Linked DNA regions of Homo sapiens: region 1 is linked to region 2. Evidence: read pairs that join two places in POLR2A ChIA-PET (ENCODE). Cell type or tissue: A673. All regions are shown on one strand.

Evidence for each region. Peaks named below come from ENCODE experiments on the same cell type or tissue, not always from the same donor. Only the 100,000 strongest peaks of a DNase experiment are listed, where the experiment ranks them.
Region 1: POLR2A ChIA-PET joins it to region 2 with 5 read pairs; 1 of 35 experiments calls an interaction of 5 or more read pairs at or near these places.

Annotation. Positions count from the first base shown.
Region 1 is chr6:144,950,543-144,955,542 of GRCh38, reverse strand. No RefSeq gene overlaps it. Among named protein-coding and RNA genes, the nearest start is that of TRQ-TTG4-1, 230 kb to the left of the region's middle. RefSeq lists enhancers at 411-910, 3,222-3,889. In A673, a CTCF peak has its summit at 3,322; DNase peaks (open chromatin) are centred at 2,532, 2,922 and 3,262; H3K27ac peaks cover 4,770 bases.
Region 2 is chr6:144,655,550-144,660,549 of GRCh38, reverse strand. All of the region lies in intron 51 of UTRN (utrophin), which reads right to left. Among named protein-coding and RNA genes, the nearest start is that of SNORA98, 250 kb to the right of the region's middle. In A673, no CTCF peak of the experiment used is centred here; a DNase peak (open chromatin) is centred at 2,719; H3K27ac peaks cover 481 bases.

The DNA.
Region 1 (5,000 bases), 290 kb before region 2:
TGCAGAAAGGAAGGGACAGGCCCTGCCTCACTTCGGAACTATTTCTTCACTGCCATCCTTCCCTCCTCCTTCCATCTCACTGTGCTACCTCTGGTGTCTGGGAGGAGGGGAAACAAAAGAGGAAAGAAGGAAGGAGGGCCAGATGTGGTGGCTCATGCCTGTAATCCCAACACTTTGGGAGGCCAAGGAGGGCAGATCACTTGAGGTCAGGAGTTCGAGACCAGCCTGGCCAACTTGGTGAAAACCCGTCTCTACAAAAAATATTTTAAAACTTAGCCAGATGTGGTGGTGTGCGCCTGTAATCCCAGCGACTCAGAAGGCTGAGGCACAAGAATCACTTGAACCCAGGAGGCAGAGGTTGCAGTGAGCTGAGATCGTGCCATTGCACTCCAGCCTGGGCAACAGAGTGACACTCTGTCTCAAAAAAATAAAAAAATTAAAAAAAAAAAGAAGGAGGGAAATGGCTCCCTTAACTAGTATCATGACAAACTATCCCCACAAAGTCCTCTGTTACACAGTTGGTTCTTTCTTTCCTGGGCCAATTCCAAAAACCTTTGGCCCCCTCTTTACAGAGACCTCTCACAGCTAGTCTCTGTGACCTATGTAGTCTCTGGCTAGACCCCTAGCCAAACCCCTCATTCCTGCCACCAGTGTGTGCCCCATGTAGGCTCTCTCTGCTGGGGTCCTTCCTGGGATCAGGCAGCCCATTGGAGTGGGACCCGTTTCAGGTCTGACCCTTGCTTTGTTCTTCTTCTGGCTCTCAGGAAAATACCCAGCCCCTTTGCCTGCCAAATCAGAAAATGCAGGTGGCCCTCTCCTTTCATGTTGCCATCAGGGGCAATGTCAGCCAGCTTCTCACCTTTGCCCTTTCCAGATAAGGACCAGACACAATCTCTGAAACTCTAGCTTAGGAGGCACAAGGAGAACAGAACTCAAGTTCTCCAAGAACCTTCTCTCCATTCTTTGCTCTGATCCTAAGGTCATCCCCGAATGGCATGGGGCCCCCATGTTTTGCATCTTAACGTACAGGGCATGAGAAGAAGACTGAGATGGCAGTCTCCTCCCTGGAAGACATCCCTCCCAACTCAGAGAGCATCTCTGTAGGCCCTCAGCTCCCTTCTTGGTGGACTAGCAAGCAATCCAATACCATCCTCTCCCAGTGAGGGCAATACAGCCAGCCATTCACTTATCTCAAGGAAATCCTCATCTTCTGCGTACATCAAGCACCCTCTTTAGAATGTAGGGTATTTGCCACTTACTGCTCTTAGCTCTGAGGCCTCAACCACAAGTAAACCAGCAAGAATAGTCTCATTTACCATCCTGTTACAAACGTTTGCTCGATTCAGGCCCGCCTTCCATTGTCTATCCCTCCGGAGGATCTGCTCAGAGTCTGCATTCTTATTATGTGGCTCACCCTCATCTCCAATGACCTGAGGTTGAAAGCAATGCCTTTGAATGCCAGCCACATTCTTTCATGGCTGCTAGAAAGACACCACAGGTCATAGCCAGCCTGTGGCACACTTACCAATCTGATTAAAAAAAAAAAAAAAATGGGTGGGGGAGTGTCCACTACCCTTAGCTCAAAAACAGCGCTGCTTTCCTTAAACATCTGGAAATATGCCCCAGCAATGCTGAGGCTGCTGGCAGAGGTAAAAAGACCAATTCCCAAAACATAAAATGGTGGGTAAAACAAACTTATCAAGCATTAGCCAAGGGAAATTCTACTTTTTGTAGGTGTATAATAAATACAAGAGGGAGGGAGAAAGAGACATACACAATGGGGGAGGAAAGAGATTGGGCAATAGTGAAATGAGACTTTTGGAGGGAGGCAAAGTGAGAACTTTTAAAAAAAAAACACAACCATCCTTAGACTTGATCAGAAAAGCTGAGTGAGGTAGGAAGGTGTGTGCACACCTGCTTAGGCAAGGCAATACTTTGAAAATAATGAGCCAGTATTTTTTTTGGCCAGAAAAGGAACTCACCAAAAATAAAGTGGGAAATGTTTTAAATCTTGTTAATTCTGATAAACACATTCACTTTCACATGACTTGATTTTTTAAAAATAATTTCAAAGGCAGAGCAGAATTGATTGATGGTGAGCTGGCCTAGCCTGAATACTATAGGTAAGGGTCTGACTTCTGGGATGATTTTACTCAAACATTCTCAATGAAATCATTTATCGAATTCTCCAGTTGAGTTCCTACCATGTGCAAAGCACAGTGCCAATAGAGGAAATAATTAAGCAAAATACAAATGCTATAAACATCAGCTATGGGGAACTTGTAAAAAAAAGCTATTATATTAGGAATATTTAATATTTGCCTTATCATCTTCAGCAATTTCCAGTTTGCTATTTAAGAAAAATTTCCAGCTTGCAACCTTACCTCCTGATCATTCTAAATCAAGAGCTTTTGAATATATTTAACACTTTTTATTTTAAAGGGAGCTGGAAAGGAAATAGAGAAATGAGATCAACAGATAGATTCAGTAATTTACCATCAGAAGTTTCCCCAGAGCTGCCAGTAAATCCCTTGCAAAGTACACAATTAATATTTATGAGGGAGACATGTAGGTCTTACATCTGCCATTGCTTGGTAATTCACTTAATTTCTTTATGGTTCTGTTTTCTTAGCACTACGATAGAATCAATCTACCCCACTCCCTTGAGTGAGGGGGATGGGATTTGGTGTAAAAAAAGGTAAAGACTTGAAATTTTAAAAAAATAATCTGGGTTGGGTCATCCTTCCTGGATGGCAAAGATAAACCAGTTTGCACCTAGTAGAGGTTCTTGTAACTTGATCCAAGCTCAGGAAAGAGTCAAAGCCTCTTACAATAATGACAGAGTTTATTATTCTTCAAGGGCAGGGTGACTATTCTTTCTCCATATGATATTTGACTGTACAGTCAGTCGCCATATCCACGGGTTCCACATCCACAGATTCAACCAACCACAGAGAGAAAAAGAGAGAGAGAGAGAAACAAAGAAGGAAATAAGGAAAGGAAAGGAAAGTGGGAGGGAGGAAGGAAGGAAGAAAGGAAGGAAGGAAGGAAGGAAGGAAGGAAGGAAGGAAGGAAGGAAGAAAATACAGTAATTTAAAAGAATACAAACAAAAAATACAATATAACAATTATTTACATAGTATTTATGTTGTATTAGGTATTATAAGTCATCTAGAAATGACTTAAAATATGCAGAAGAATGTGCATAGGTTATATAAGTTGACAAAAAAAGCCAGAATCTGTAAAATATTTGAAGAGACTTATTCTGTGCCAAATATGAGTGATCACTGCCCAGGACACAGCCTCAGGAGATCCTGAGAACATGTGCCCCAAGTGGTTGGGTTACAGATTGGTTTTATACATTTTAGGGAGACAAAAGTTAGAAGCAAAGACATAAATCCATACATGTAAGGTACACATTGGCCTGGAAGGATGGGACACGTCAAAGTGGTGTGGCAGATGAGGGCTTCTAGGTCATAGGTGGATTCAAAGATTTTCTGATTTGCAATTGGTGAAAGTTAACCTTTGCCTAGAGAGTTGAAGTCGGCTTAAATAAATGCTTGAATTAAGATAAGGGGAGCTGTGGAAGCCAAGGTTCTTGTTATGTAGATGAAGCCTGCAGGTAGCAGGTTTCAGAGAGAATAGATGGTAAATGTCTCTTTTTGAAACTTAAATGTGTCAGACTCTCAGTTAAACCTCCTGGATCAGGAAAAGACCTAGAAAGGGAAGGAGATTCTCTACAGAATGCAAATTTCCCCCGCAAGAGATGACTTAACAGGGGCATTTCAAAAGATGTCAAAGAAAATATATTTTGGGGTAAAATAATTTCCTCCAAAACCTGCTATCTTTCACATGATGCTATATCAGAGTCAGGCTGGAGTTGGTTATCTTATTGCTACAAAAAGTCTGTTTTTCTTATGATCTTTATCTTAATGTTAGTGCTGGTCAGTTGTGCCTAAACTCCAAAGGGAAGAGGGTATAACAGGCAAGTCCAACCCTGTCTTCCAGTCATGGCCTGAACTAGTTTTTCAGATTTTCTTTAGGATCCTGTTGCCCAGGGGGTGGAGGAGTCCATTCAGTTGATTAGGAGCTTACAATTTTATTTTTTATTTATGTATACAAATACTGTGCCATTTAATATCAGGAAATTGAGCATATGGGGATTTTTATATCCATGAGCTGTGGATACTGAGGGATGATGGTATTATCCAGGAGAAAGTAATTTTGACTGTGACAGTGTGTTCTGGCATCCCAGGAAAACTTGTGAGGAAATTTCCCTGCCTATATCTGGTGGGGAGACTAAAGAGGATTTGAAATTCCCGTGTCCATCATCACTTGCAAGACTATAACTTACAGTCTCCCTCCTCAAAAGCTAATTAGTGTTGTGCTAAAGTTTCAAGAGGGAGAAATGGTGGTAGAAGAATCTCCACGTGGAGACTAATGGAGATTCTCAAGGAAAGGTGTTGGGGATGCTAGAAAAGTTGTTGAAGGGGGAGGTGGCCAAGAAAGGAGAGGGGACTGAGATGAAAGAGTGCAGGAGAAGGGTTTCATGTGCGTCACCCTACTCTGGAAGGCCAAGTTTTCAGGTAAAGCTACAATCTCCTCTGAAGTCTGAGCTTCTAGCAAAATTTGTTTCCAACTCCATCCTGATTGAGTATGTGTTGGGTTGGAGAAGACTCAGAAGGAATGGAAGGAGGAGGTGGCGCCCAGGGGAAAGACGATCACCTGTCATTCCTATTGCAGAGGTTTGATCACAGATAGTGAAACCACTTTTGCAAAATTATGACTGAGACAGTGAAAAAGATCTAATTTAGTGGACTCCATCTTGCTTCTAACCTCCAAGCTGTCCTTGTTCATTCCTGGGTGTAGGCTGAACTCACTTTGGGAGAAATATGGTTTATACTTTATAGTTTAAAACAAAGATGATAACAGCCCTTTCCCAAAGCAGACCTCCTTCTTGCCTGAGGACTAGATCGCCTTTGTAGAACTAACATTAGCCA
Region 2 (5,000 bases):
AAATTACCAGCTGACTTGAGTACAAAGAGTTTCTTCTGATGTGGAATTCTAAAAGTGACAGGCATCATGAGAAGCCCTCCTGACCAAAGGAAGTAATTGCTAATTAGCCCTTTACTTGAAAAACATCTTTAAAGGAGACAGCAAAATTGAATATTCCTTATAAATTATACTAAACCACCAAAGAGTCAATAGAGCATCTATCTAAATGTATAGTGAAAAAAAAGGCAAGAAAGAAAGGAAAAAAGTACATTCATGAAGTTTGCTTTCTGCATACCTTTTCAAATTTTGTCAGCAGTTCCCGTAAGTTGAAGTTCAGACCAATCATTGTCCAGTAGCCCTTGAAGCCTACATCTTTCCGGCAAACTTCCTTCAGACAACAGCGTTTAACTTCTAAACACCGTATCTTTTCTGGCTATACTTTAAAATCCTTTGTAAAATCCTTTACAAGCCTTGCCCTTGAGCTATGGTCCATCAGCAGCAGCGGCAGCTTGCGCTGGGACATTTTAGCCACCCCACTGTGGGTCCGTTTTTTCATGGACTTCGGAGTTCGCAAGGAATAGACCTGCTTCTGTATTTCCTGGTAGCTGTGTTCCACGAGGCTGGCATGGTCTCCTCTTTCTCTGGGAAGTCCAGGATTCCCTTCTGCTCACCTCACTAATGACCTGCAGGCCACAACTGTTCTCTCCAGGGCCCCAAGCTTAGAGTTTGGTCTCAATTACATACAGCAAAAAAAGAAGCTATATCCTGGAAACTTGCATGAGAGAAGAAAAAAAAAAAGCCAAGTATTACCAACTTCCTCCATTCAGACCGATTTCAGAACGAAAAAAAAAAAATCCTGGGTAAAGAGCCAGTTTTCAAAGAGCATGACTTATGTAGAGTTCGAAGGAGGAGTGTACTCTTAGCTGAAGAAACACCAAAACACAGGACAAGAGGCCACCGGTTCTCACTCTCCCAGACACCAGCAGCCTGGGTTGCTATGGTAACCACCAAGCTAGTTTCAGTCCATTTCCCTAGGTCAGCCTGGCCTAAGGGATGCTGTCAATGCAACAGAACTAAACTTGTTTTAAAAGGTGTTCTGTCTGTCCAGAGAAAAGCTCTCGCAGCAAATCTAGTCCCTTCTGCCGGCTTTGTGGCAGGGGAGAGCAGCCTCAGTGGGCTCTGGCAGCTCCCCTGGCTGATCTGACAGCAGTGTGGTAATCAACTTCTCTTTCCAGCAGTTGTTTATTATTTTAATCAGCATCCTCCCTTTCCACCACCCCTCACCCAGTTTGAAGTGAAAGCTCACTCCCACTTCCTGGAGGCCTGCCTGCCCCAAAAGTCAGTTCTCTATCTTTTACATTGTCTCAATCTTGAATGGATCACAGGTTCCATGTTCCAGTTGGGAGCCAACCCATGAAAAGAAAAGGGAGTGAATGTACAAAACAATACAAATCACAAAAGGAAATACGCGTTGATTAATTTTATTTTTCAAAAAGGTGTTAGCAGGCAACTGATGAAGAAAATAGTTTTAAAGTGTTTCGATCTCTTTGATGCCGCTGAAAGTCATTCAGACTGTTTTCTTATAGGGAATTTACTTGTTTCTGACATAAAACTTAATGAGAGAAACTACTGTACTCAAAATGTGAGTAATAACTACATTGAATGTGTCTTCCATTTTGATGTTAAATTACTACTGGCACTCAGAGAAACACCATCTTCCAGGAAGTTTTAAGTGTCATCGCTTTAAAGAAAAAAACTCCAATCCAAATTATAAATTCTTTGTAGTGATATTATGGATATCATTCCAAGGCAAATGTGATTTTGCTTTTGCATTACATAGCTATACAGTATACCAATAAAGTATAACAGAAATGTCCATTTGAAACATGTTTCTCTAGTTGTAGGCAGAGTTTCATCATAAAGATGCAGTGCTTATAATGGTGACACTACCACAAGTAGAATAATGTAAATTTTAATATAAGTAAGTTTACTTTTTTTGCATCAGGGCATAGACCAAAGTGGGGGGGGGAACCCCTAAAATCAGAATATGCATCTCCTAAAGGGCTAATGAGTTGCTTAAATATCAATACCGTTAGCACTTATTTAATCATGGGTCGTAAGAGATTCCATTTAAAACCAGAAAAACTAAAAATCTATCAGGGAACAGTATACAATGTTGGTATTATTTTTTGGATTTGCAAATCATTTTTCTTTCTATTTCATTCCTAACTTATTTTCATATCAGTATTTAAATAGCATGTGTTTTACATATGCCCATCTATACAAATTTTAACAAGCTTTTAAAATATTTTCATTATTTTTTCATAAAAACCTGTATGTCCCCAGGGGCAAAATGGCTTTATGAGCTTTCTAGCAGAACGTGTTTCACCTCAACGCACATTTGATTTCAAAAACAAATGTGTTAATCTAATGCTTATTCAGAAATTCACAGGTAAAAATAATCTACAGTTTGGATCAAAACAGCACTGACATCAGCATGAAGACCAACCATCAGAACTGTGGTGAAGAAACTTACAGAGAAAGTGGCCACAGGGAACCTGGTCTGTAAAGACTCTGGGGCCACATGCTGAGATCTTTCAAGAGCAGCAAATAAACTTTTTACATAAATACAAGACAAAAGAAACCACCAGCACCAGCACCATCACCACCACCACACACACAAAAAAATAAATAAATAAAAAAGGGAGAGAAAAAGAACAATCTTTCTCAGCTGGGCAAACTTCCAGCTACCACCCAGGGTGCTGGATGGCTGGGATCAGGGACATGTGCAAACACGCCATTCCATTCCCCCATGCACAGATCAGAAGGGTGAATTAAACAAAAACTCCGTGGAACAACAGGGAATACCATAGTCTTTCTCTAAAGTAGACCCTTTCTGTTTAAAGGGCTCTTATAACAAGACAAGAATGATATGTTATTGTTAGAGTCCCACATATCTTGTATCCACACCCAAGGTTAAACACAAGGCATAAAGATGAGGGAAAAGAAAGGGTATCCTTTGTATTAGGCCTTCTTCCCAAAAGATAAGAGCATGGGAACTTTTATCAGCCTGATAAGTACCTGAGTCCTGGACAGGAGAAAGGAACAAGAGTATGTTCTCCTGTGGAATTCGAGAGTAGAATATCCAGAAACTGTTGCCTTTGTATCAGCTACCTTCTCAGAACTGACATCCTCTGCTAAGGTAGAAACGATGACACTTACCGAAAACTCCCTTATATACAGTTATGCAGCAACAAAAACTAAGATATTGACAAATCTAGCTATGATGTCAGCCTCTTTTTTTTTTTTTTTTTTTTTTTGAGATGGAGTTTCGCTCTTGTTGCCCAGGCTGGAGTGCAATGGCGCGATCTCAGCTCAGCGCAACCTCCACCTCCCAAGTTCAAGCGATTCTCCTGCCTCAGCCTCCCGAGTAGCTGGGATTAGAGGCATGCGCCACCACGCCTGGCTAATTTTGTATTTTTAGTAGAGACGGGATTTCTCCATGTTCGTCAGGCTGGTCTCGAACTCCTGACCTCAGGTGATCCACCTGCCTCGGCCTTCCAAAGTGCTGGGATTACAGGCGTAAGCCACTACACCCAGCTGATGGCAGCTTCTTTCGAAGAAAGAGTACAAAACTCAGTGGATCCATATTCAAAAACAGATCATCAAAAGAATATGGGATCATTTGAAAGATTTTTTTTAAATTCTTAACTAATTTTAATCACAGGGTAACTATACTCTCACTAAAACACAAGAAAGCAACTAAAAATGTTGTTTTTTAAGTGTTAAAGTCAAATAGATTATTCATGTAAATATCCAAAGTCATTCTGTGAAATTCAAATAGCTAAATATCTAATATATTACTCAAAAGTATTGCACTCTTTGATAACTGATACATTAAAAGACTTGTAAATGTGAGTTGCTTTTATAAAAGTGAGCACATTTCATCATGAATTTGTGTTTGATATCTATAAGATAAAGTGTACTTTCCATTACCCAGATGTAGTGGCCCATGACGATAATCCCAGCTACTTGGGAGGCTGAGGTGGGAGAATCACCTGAGCCCAGAAGGTCGAAGCTGCAGTGAGCCGAGATCGTGCCACTGCGCTCCAGCTGGGGCAACCAGAGTGAGACTTTGTCTCAAAACAAAGAGTACTTTCTTAGTTTAAAGTCAGTACACAAAATATCATCTTGGTAATATACCTACATTTCTACAGTCCTTTTTTATCAACCACCTCTTTGATACATTATCACCTGTAATCCTGTAATTATTAAAACAAAAAATAGATGCCTCCAGTGTAAGCAATACATCACCAGAGAGACTTAATAAATTAGATGATGACATTTGAAGTAGTTGACATTTTCCCAATTTAAGCCAATGTGCAAATAAATTGTTCACTAATCCTCAGTAGGTGGAATATGCTTGACACTACCAATCCCTGTATCAGATCAACACTGAATAACCCAGGAATCTCTAGCTAAATAAACCATGTTTCAAACATAGACATAGAGTTTCATGAGAAAGCAAAAAGTTCCAGAACCACAGAGAAGCACAGGAAAACTCAGCAATGGACTCAAGAAAATCTAAATCTAAACTGCTTAATAAAAACCACATTCCAATGCCAAAATGAAGAGAGCTATAGGTATGGCTTTGCCAACAACTTTCAAAGGGTAGGACAATTTACAAATGTTTTGTACTTAAAAACTATATTTCATATAATTTGTTAAAAGATGACCTATTTAGTAATTTTATTAAGGCAATAAAAGATTCTTTACAGCTCAAATAAGAACTTTACATCTTACTCCTATAGTGGATCTTAAGGCACCCTTCCCACTAAAGACAATTTTTAAAACTGTAAAGATCAAGTATGTTTTCTATGTAAATTCTAACAGGTTTCTCTTTATATTGGCCAACACAAAGAACAAAAAGAAAAGAAAAGAAGAAAAGCTTCTTAGGAGCCTCTAAAGTGAAGCATATGGAAGGTCAATAGGTGATTACACATAAATCGCTACATCATGGC